Regions from separate parts of the Homo sapiens genome. Here region 2 is linked to region 1. A link is a loop called in an ENCODE intact Hi-C map of the cell type or tissue named here. Cell type or tissue: heart right ventricle. All regions are shown on one strand.

Region 1 (5,000 bases):
TTCATCCCCTGTAAGGGTGATTATCCACCCCTGTGATAGGCAAAACATTTGGCCCCAATTCTTCAGCATACTCTCAGTGTCCACACTATTGCCATAAAACTTCAAGACCTATCTCATGAAAGGCAGAGTATACCTGCAATCCCTTGACCCTGAACTTGGCCACCTGACCTGCTTTGGACAGAAGGATGTTAGCAGACGTGAACGTGACCAAGCAGTGGCTTGAAATGTGCATGTGCAGCTAGGCGTTCCTTTCTGTGCTTCTGCCATGGCCAGGAAAAGAGCTTCCCCAGGTAGCTGCTACCTTTTCAGCCCGAGACACAGCAGAAACACGTGTGGAGCAGAGACCACACCACTGATTCGTACGCTTGTGGCAGGAAGCAGAGGCACTATCCCCACCCCAGGCAGAGCTTCTCCACTCAACCTGCACTACCATGAGGAAAATAAATGCTTACTGTTGTACGCCTCTAAGATCTCACAGCAAAAAGCTGACCAACACAGCCACAAATCATTATTACACAGCAGAGAACATGGCCAGTGATCTGAGGAAGGTACAAATGCCCTATGGAGAATTCAAAGACTCACATGTTCTCATTTGGGAGTTAAATATAAAACACATTTAGAATGCCTGATGGCACTGTGAGAATCTAGGATTTAACTCTGTGAATAGAAAGAAGATAAGAAGCCACAAGTAATTGTGCACTTCATTCGAATTCACACTAACCCTATGCACTAGCTAACCTCTGCCTATTTTGATATTGCATTTCACTGTAGTGGTAACTAGATTTTTCTCTCCCACCTGTAGCCTGGCATAACACGTTCTGTAATCATCTCTGAATATAGCCTCCACTATTTGAACGGGGCTTCTGCCCTCTGGCTTGAGCCTTTCTATCCTCCTCATACCGAGCTCATTTTTGGTGTTAACCTGCTATCTGAGCTGACTTTGCTTTTCCTATTTCCTCCGTGTTGGCAATTGAAAGGAAACCAACCTGCCATTCCAAGCCACGGCCAGCCTCTAGAGGCCATGCCAGGAAACCCCGGGCTATAGTGAGATCACCAGCTATGAAGTAGAAAGGGCAGACAGGAGGAAATGCTTCTGGTGACACAGCTGGCCCAAGCGGCTTTACAGTTCTATAAATGCCACAGTCTCATTAGACTGCAATAGAGATTGCCTTTCCTTCATTCCTCCACGGGATAAGAACATGAGTTGCCATGTTGGTACAACATGACTCCACCGTGAGTCATGCCTGATAAGTCTAGGAAAGAGTCTTTGACCTCAAAATGCATCAGAAATCCTTTCTCTGGAGTGAAATTGGGACTGATTACAGCCTAGTTATGTAATTTTGTACAGCAGCGTTTCTCAACCACAGCCTACCAACATGTGAGGTTGGATAATTTTGTGTTTTGTGATGTAGGGGGCTGTCCTGGACCCTGTAAGGTGTTTTCCTGCATCTTCTGGCCCTGGCCTCTACCCATTAGATCAGCAAGCAGATTCCCAGCCGTGATCACTGAATGTGTCTCCAGGCATTGCCAAATGTCACCTGAGGGACAAAATTGCCCTTCACCCTTTGAGAACCACTGCCCTAGACAGAAGACCTATAAATTCCCACTTAAGGCACCAGGACTGTCCTGGCTCTTGTCTTTTTCTAAACCTATTTAACTCTTTCCTAAATCCCCTGAGAGAGACTGTATCCTTAGAATACTTTTGTTTGTTAAATTTAGTTATCTAGAATTGCTTTCCATTATAAGCAACCTAAAGAACCATGGTTTCATGTGACAGGAACTCAGTAAATATTTTTAGGGAGCAAACTCATCATGCAAAGATCCACTGGGAAGCCCAGGAGCAAACAAAGCGAGTGTGAGGGTCTCAAGTCCCCCTAAAGAAAGGGGTCACCCGGGGTCTTACCATCACCCACAAACTGAAGCAAGGCCAGGTCGATCTGCCTCTTCCAAGGAGAGCCTTTCTGAAGGGCAATTCCATAACCGGTGGTGGCAAAGATGTACCCACTCCCGATGGTCACCAGCTTGCAGCCTTCATCCCTCCCAGCCTTGTAATTCAAGACTGCGGCATCGTAGATGAAAGCGTCCAGCTTCCTGAAATGACAAGAAACCAGGGGGTCATAGGGGTGGCCAGGTACCACCTCGGGGTCCAGCTCCTGAGGCCTGATCCTGAAAGCATCCCACACTTTCTTTCATGCTGGTGATGATGACTCATGGCCTCTCCATCCCCTCATCATAAAAGGATCTATTTTTAATGAGGAGATAAAAGCCAGAACCTTTTCTCTCCAACTTACAAGAGGCAGCTAAATAAAGACATGAAGGATCCATATACCCAAGTGAGTAAACAGTTGAGTTTGCTGGTTTGCTAAGTGTTTGTCCTTAACACTCCCAGTGGTGGAGGACAGTGCCCTATTTAGAAAGGTTTGCATCAGAACAAAATAAACCACTAAGGGGCAGAAGAATTTGGTGGTAGTGTGTATGAAGGGGAAAGGAACTAAATAGGAATATTTTTTCCTCCCAAAAGAAATACATGTGCTGCTTATTTATCATACAGAAATTATTGCAGAATTTTTAAAAATCCAAATAATATAGAAAAGTATTAAAAATACAATTAAAATTAAAGCTACCTATAATTCTATAACTCAGATTCAACCTTTGTTAACATGTTAGTGAACAGCCTTCCAAATGTTTTAGTGAGTATGCACAAACACGCATACACAGAGATTGGCAAACTTTCTTCTATAAAGACAAGATAATAAATAGTTGAGGCTTTGTAGGACATACCGTCTCTGTTGCAGCTATTAAACTCTGCTGTTGTAGGGTGTTATGGGGCTGCACTGTGTCCACCCCTAACATTCATACAGAAGTAGGGTGAACCCCTAATCCACTGTGGCTGCCGTCCTTATTAAAAGGAGAAATCTGAACACAGACATGCACACAGGGAGAACGCCATATGAAGACTGGAGTTATGCTGCTGCAAGCCAAGGAACTACCAGAAGTCAGGAGAGAGGCCTGGAACAGATCCCTCCCTGGAGCCTTCGGTGGAAGCGTGGTCCTGCAGATGCCCTGATCTTGGACATCTAGCCTCCAGAGCTGCGAGACAGTCATTTCTGTTCTTTAAGCTGCTCAGGTTGCATTCCTTTGTTATGGCTGCCCTAGGAAACCAAGACATAGTGCCAAAGCAGCCATAGAGAATGTGTAAACAAACGAACTTTGCTGTGTTCCGATAAAATGTTATTTAGGAAAACAGATGGGTCCACGGGCTGTAGTTTGCCAACCCTTGTTTTAATCCCGAAAATGTTATTATGCCACACAAACTATTTCACATATTGCTTTCTTCTCTCATTCCATACCTAGTGAATATATTTCCATGTGAATACACATAGCACTTTTAAATTCTTTTTTGATACACTTATTTTTATTGAGGTATAACGTATGTGTAATAAAATGCTTGATGAATTTTTACATATGTATATATCCTTGAAATCACCATGCAGTTCAAAATGTGGAATGTTATCATTTCCTTAGAAATCCTATGCATACCCCAGAAAATAAGCATCAGGTAATCTCTCCAAGGGCACAACTGTGCCTAAATATTATTATTATTATTATTATTATTATTCAGATGGAGTCTCACTCCATTGCCCAGGCTGGAGTGCAATGGTGCGATCTCAGCTCACTGCAACCTCCACCTCCTGGGTTCAAGTGATTCTTGTGCCTCAGCCTCCCAAATAGCTGGGATTACAGGTGCCTGCCACCACTCCCGGCTAATTTTTATATTTTTAGTAGAGACAGGGTTTCACCAGGTTGGTCAGGCTGGTCTTGAACTCCTGGCCTCAAGTGATCCACCCACCTCGGCTTCCCAAAGTGCTGGGATTACAGGTGCTAATTATGATTAGATCCCTGTCAGTAGTCCTGGATATTGTTTCCAAATGTTAAAGTTATTTAACGAGGCTGAAATGATCACTGTGGAATGCAGGGATGAATGTCTCAACTCTAAAATGGGTAAGAAAACTAAATCGGAGATGACTCAACTTCATGACACTTTCTCAACTTTATTGCCTTTCTTTAACAAGAAAACATAAAACAGTGAAGCAAAAAAATAAAAATAAAAATGGCAAAGAGAGGATGTGAAACACTGCATCTTTTCAGAGACAGCTGCCGAAGGACTCCCTATGGGAACAAAACTATTTGGCAGGTTTACAGCCGTGTTCTTCATTTTAATTTTTTTTTGTTTCTATAATGGTTTGAGGTGGCGCAAAACTGTAGGACTTGTCTCATCCACAGAAACACTCTGAAGCTTTGATCTCAAGGTAGGGGTATCAGAGACTTGGTTTTAGGCTCTGAGAGTATTAAAGGGAATCAGATCAAGCAGCAGCAGAAGAGAACTGGGCACTGATTGGCAACAGCGATGGTAACCTAGAGCTGTCATACGTAACCTGGAGCAACCTAGAGCTTGGCTTGATGACAGCAAGTCAAGAGGAACAGCCAGCAATAGTGAGACCTGCAGAAATATGGGATGGAGAGTTATACAAGGTCAAAAGTAACTTGTGTATAATGGGAGTAGGGTGTGTAACAGGAACACTGGAGTAGTAGGTGAAAGGAACCTGAGTTCTAGTCTAGGCTAGGATGATGGTGCAACCTCAGGAAAGTCACTTTCTCCTTTTGGATTTCTGGTTTCTCCTCTGTGAGAGGTGGCGTTCATTGTGGTCTTGCTGAGACACTTGTTCAGCTGTGGTATTCTAAGATTGTGTGAGCCAACAGTCACATTCTGTGGCTATCCATAGGGAAATTGAAACTCTGGATAACACATGTATCCTAAGGACTTAGGGCCGTGGAAGGTGTTGGTCTCTTGATAAAGCTGAGATACTTGCAACGTCAATACTTCCCGTATCCATGTTGCCATGGAGATATAGAAACTTGGTTTTATTTAGACTTTCTAAGTACCACCCAACTCTCGTCTCTCCATTCCTCAAAAAATAAACATATACACACACACATGT
Region 2 (5,000 bases), 350 kb before region 1:
CCAGGAATGGAGGCACTGAGTGGTGCAAAATCCGAGGATACGGGACACCAGGGGAATCCACCTTTCGGAGCCTGCCCTTTCACAAAGGAGCGGCTGCGTGCTCCCAGCCCACTTACCAGGCTGTGTCATGCTGAAGTATAAGCAGCTCCGGAAATACCCCATTGTGTCTTGTCTCCGCTGGGCCTTGGCACAAGCTGGTCTTCCTTGCTGGAGGACGCCTCTCTGCCTGGCTGATTCTCATTCACCCAAGACGAAGGCTGGAGATATTTAGTATCTCCTTTGATTGGTAACTGGTTCTAGAACCTGTGATTGAGGAACAGGTAGGGGAAGGGGTAGAGATTCACTGCTTTCCTGAGAGTTCTATAAATCCTGAGTAACTTGGGATCTGATGTAGGAGGCAAACATTGTGGAGACTCAGAGTTGGGAGACGAAAGTATGGAAGTAGCTGGGGCAGCTGGGGGCTTAGGTGGCTCCACTGGAGGTGATTGTATATTATCATGTGTTTTAAGAATAAGACAAAGTTTTGAATTGTAGCTTAAAGATACAAATCTCAATCTCTGCTTTTGCTATTGATTTGAATTTAAAAAAGTAGGATGTTGGGTTTTGGTCAGAGGACTGAGTCTGCATAGGGAAACATTTTGAGATAATTCTTCTCTGTGGGCCAGAGGTCCTCCATAAAACTTTTGTAGAGGTTCCCATAGTGCTGTGGGTAAGTAGACTCCGAGGTCAGAAGACTAGGGCTGGAATCCCTGCTTCTCTGCTCATCAGCCATAAGTCCTTGGACCAGATACTTAGCTGTTCTGGACCTCAGTGACCTCTTCTCTAAAATGGGCATATTGATGCCTACCTCGTGGGATCATTACAGGAAAGAATAGAAGGCATGTTAAATGCTTAGCTTAGCGCCTAGCATTCGGTAATGTGATCATTAAATGTCAGCTTTTGTTATTTTTAATACTTTTAAAAGCTCAGGTTTTGGAATCAACACAGATACGTGTTTCAAAAAAGCATTGTCATTTGCCTGACAATGGAAGGGTAAATTAATTAAACACTCTGAGCCTCAGTCTTTCTCCTTGCAAAATAATAGCAGCAACAATGAGGAGGACAACAACCACATAACGCATCAGGATCTTGTAAATTTCAATGAAAGGTAAGGCCTGTGAAGTGATTAGAAAACTGGTAAACATTCAATACATAACTTGTATTATTTTTTCTTATTCTCTTGGTCTTACTGGTGAAGGGCCATTGTCTGCTTCTGTGAAAGTACAGAGAGTCCAGTAAATCTTTAGAAAATATGCAAGCTTGACTGGTCTGTGTTCTCAACACTGTCTGAAGAACCTGGCTGAGTCCTACTCACCCAAGACAAAGGCTGGAGATATTTGGTATCTTCCTTTGATTGGTAACTGGTTCCGGAACCTGTGATTGAGTAATACGTAGAGAAAGGGGGAGTGATTCACTGCTTTCCTGAGAGTCCTATAAATCCTGAGTAACTTGGGATCTGATGTGGGATGCTGAGAGGAGGAGGCAAGCATCGTTGAGACTCAGAGTTGGGAGGTGGAAGTATGGAAACAGCTGGGGCTTTTGGGGGCTTAAATAGCTCTGTCGGAGGGTACTGTGAGACCTGGGCCCTGAGGGGTTATGATGGCAGCAACCAAGACAACGTCTGTAAAATACAGAGCATGATCCATTTGCAGCAGGCACCTCAGCAGGGGTCCAGGGGAGCTGGGAGCGGGATCATGGTTCTGAGTGCACAAAAGGGAAGGCTGATTAGAGGAAGTTCTGCCCATTTTCCTGCTATTTCCCAGACATTCCAGGACCAAGAGTCACTTTTATTTTTATTTATTTATTTATTTATTTATTTATTTATTTATTTATTTATTTTGAAGCAGAATCTCGCTCTGTTACGCAGGCTGGAGTGCAGTGGTGCAATCTCAGCTCACTAAAACCTCTGCCTCCCAAGTTCAAGCGATTCTGCTGCCTCAGCTACCAGAGTAGAGTAGCTGGGATTACAGGTGTGCACCTCCACACCCAGGTAATTTTTGTATTTTTAGTAGAGAAGGGGTTTCATCATTTTGGCCAGGCTGGTCTTGAGCTCCTGACCTCTGGTGATCTGCCCCCCTTGGCCTCCCAAAGTAGTGTGAGATTACAGGCATGAGTCACCATGCTCAGCCAAGAGTCACTTTTAAAGGAAAGAAAAATCCTATTGGAGTAATGGAGAGTCTCATCAGGAAGAACAGAGCTTCAGCATAAATATAGACTGAGTTTCTATGGAGTTCCCTGTCATCTGTTTATGGGTGAGGGCACATGATGGGGTGAGGTTTATTTTATCTTTAAGGGGCGTGGACCCAACAGACCTGCTCTAATGCAATTATTTTTGAAATACCCTTGAGGATTTGATATTTACAGCTCAACGTCTGAAATGAGCCAAGGGTATTGATAAGACTGTGTGTGTATGTGTGTTGTGTATACTAAGTTATTTTCAATTCCTGCTCCCTCGAGCCTCTCCTTTCTTGGCAGGAGCCCTTGGAGGCCACTTGGCAGATGGCAGCTGGCCCATAGCTGCAAAGATCTGTCAGTCATGAGGCACCTCAGGGCTGGTATGTTTCACCAGGGCCCTTCTACCATCTCTGGGTGATTGGGTCCAGGAAGCTCCAGAGAAAAATTTAAAAATAAAAAACAGACTCAGGCACACTGTAGGTTCTTTAACTGAAATGTTTTCAGAAGCTGCTTAGGTGGCTTCTAGCTCAAATGGCAATAACAGTGATAATAATTGTTAGAGGACAGTGATTTTTCCCCTTTTCGTAACAGTGCCACCCCAGAATAGCAGGAAGTTCAAATACCTTGGAACTGAGTTTATTAGAGCCAAATGCATGCATTAAGGTCTGTCCCACATGAGTCTGGGAAGAATGGAAGGAAAGCCAAATTGAAACCTGCTAGGTTCAAGGGAGTAGAGCAGAACATTTCATAAACAAAATAAAATCTCACAGAATGGGATGCTCATAAGAGGGAACTGAAATCTCCAGAGGGCAGTGACTTTATAACAACAATGGTGATGATTTACTTGTTTGTTCACTCAGTACACATTCATTGAATACCTGCTTTGTGCCAGGCTCCGTTCTTGGCACTGGGATTACAAGCGTGTCCTGACCTTCACGTTCTATCAGGAGAGACAGTCTTTGAACATGATTTCACTCATACAGGTAATTACAAGGCAAAATCCATCGGTGCTCTGAGATTGACAAAGGGAAGCAAGTCAGGTAGGAGGTTGAAGGAAATGACAGTGAAGATGAAGTTTGAAAGATGAGTGTGAGCCCTGTGGGTGGGTTGGGGAGATGGGGCTAAAGGAACATTCCAGGCAGAGGAAAGAGCATGTGGAAAGACCTTGCGATGAAAGAATCTGGCTCACAGAGGAGACAGATATGCGTGGTTGAAGCAAGAGGGAAGACAAAGATCCTAGGGTGAAGCTGGAGGGGGAGAAGGAGACAATCAGGCTGCCCCTGAGGGGCATGTTGTAGATTTTGAACTTGATTTTACAAACAAAGAAAAGGTATGAAATAGGTGGGTGCAGTGGTTCATGCCTGTAATCCCAACACTTTGGAATGCTGAAGTGGGAGGACTTCAGCCAGGAGTTGAATACGAAGCCTGGGCAACATAGTGAGACTCCCATCTCTACAAAAATATTAAAAAAAAATAGCTGGGCATGGTGGTGCACACCTCTTTCCAGCTACTTGGGAGGCTGACTTGGAAGGATCACTTGAGCCCAGGAGGCCGAGGCTGCAGTGAGCCATGATTACCCCACTGCACTCCAGCCTGGGTGACAGAATAATACCCTGTCTCAAAAAAAAAAAAAAAAAAAAAAAAAGCATGAAAGATCTTTTAAAAATGGAGAGTTAACTAAAGGGGCCAATAGTGGAAGTTAGGAAACAACAATAATGGTCCTGGTGACATGGGAGACAATCTCATGAGCTGAGGGGATGATGCACAGAAGTAGACATGCTCAAGAAATATATTTTAAAATTTGTATAAATTTATGGGGTACCAGTGTAATTTTGTTATATGCCTAGATTATGTAGTGGTGAAGTCAGGGCTTTGAGAGTATCAAAAACATTTATAAGGTAAAATCCATAGGAATTTGTGAGTGAGAGAGTGTTCGGGAACAAGAGAAAGGGAGTGTCGGACATAATTGCCAGGTTTATTGTGAGATGATGATGGAAGTCATGGTTTCATTTCCTAAGACAGAAGATACAGGAAGGGAGGGGGCAGATTTGGAAGGGGAGGGCAAGAGTCCAGCTTTTGTCAGATTGAGTTTGAGGCTTCTGAGAGACACCCAAATGTAGATTCCAGGAGAGGAGTTTTTTCCAAAACATGGAGAAGTCATGTTCAAAATATCTTGACTGAAAATGCCTATGAGAACTCATCAAAATATAGCATTTTAGAGGGAATTGTTGACATCATCTGAAGGAAAGCACAGAGTGCTAGGGAAGGGTACCAGGGTTGGGGGTGGAGGAAAGATGGATTGAGGGAAACTGAGAGGGAGCACCCAGAGAAGTAAGAGAAAACCAAGAAATGAGTGTCATGGAAGCCAAGAGTAAAGTGTGCTAAAAATAGCAATAGCAGTGATTGTCATAGTAATAGTAGAAATAATAGTAATAATGGCATTAGTAGCAGTATTAGAATAGCAGTAGTAGTAGAAGAGGAGCAAGAAGAAACAGTGGTAGTAGGAGTAACAGCAGCAATAGTAGTTGTAGACATAGTGGTAGTCATAACAGCAACAGCAGTAGTGGTAGCAGTAACAGCATCAGCAGCAGCAGAAGTAACAGTGGAAGTAGTAGTAGCAACGGCAGTAATAATGTCAGTAGCTGCAGCAGCAGCAGGGGTAGGAGTAGTAAATGCTTGGAGTTATTACCTGTTTGGTGTTCTTTAGAATATAGCAGTCTGTGTTTTTTTTTTTAAGCAGATTGAGTCACGTGACCACTTCATGCAACAGAAAGTGTAAGTTGCAT

The links. Peaks named below come from ENCODE experiments on the same cell type or tissue, not always from the same donor. Only the 100,000 strongest peaks of a DNase experiment are listed, where the experiment ranks them.
Region 2: a loop joins it to region 1, with 2.5 times the contacts of the local background. A loop is called at or near these places in 3 of 110 quality-filtered maps.

What each region holds. Positions count from the first base shown.
Region 1 is chr16:9,796,374-9,801,373 of GRCh38, forward strand. It overlaps GRIN2A (glutamate ionotropic receptor NMDA type subunit 2A), which reads right to left. Exons shown (of 13, transcript NM_001134407.3): 11 at 1,904-2,091. The region is part of intron 2 of LOC105371077 (a long non-coding RNA gene); the gene reads left to right. Among named protein-coding and RNA genes, the nearest start is that of LINC01195, 340 kb to the left of the region's middle. In heart right ventricle, a CTCF peak has its summit at 2,430; a DNase peak (open chromatin) is centred at 1,064; H3K4me3 peaks cover 698 bases; H3K27ac peaks cover 3,404 bases.
Region 2 is chr16:9,444,817-9,449,816 of GRCh38, forward strand. It overlaps LINC01177 (long intergenic non-protein coding RNA 1177), which reads right to left and starts at 169. Exons shown (of 4, transcript NR_126397.1): 1 at 117-169. It overlaps LINC01195 (long intergenic non-protein coding RNA 1195), which reads right to left. Exons shown (of 5, transcript NR_126349.1): 2 at 4,904-5,000; 3 at 3,093-3,226; 4 at 1,355-1,413; 5 at 1,197-1,252. In heart right ventricle, no CTCF peak of the experiment used is centred here; a DNase peak (open chromatin) is centred at 2,545; H3K27ac peaks cover 2,513 bases.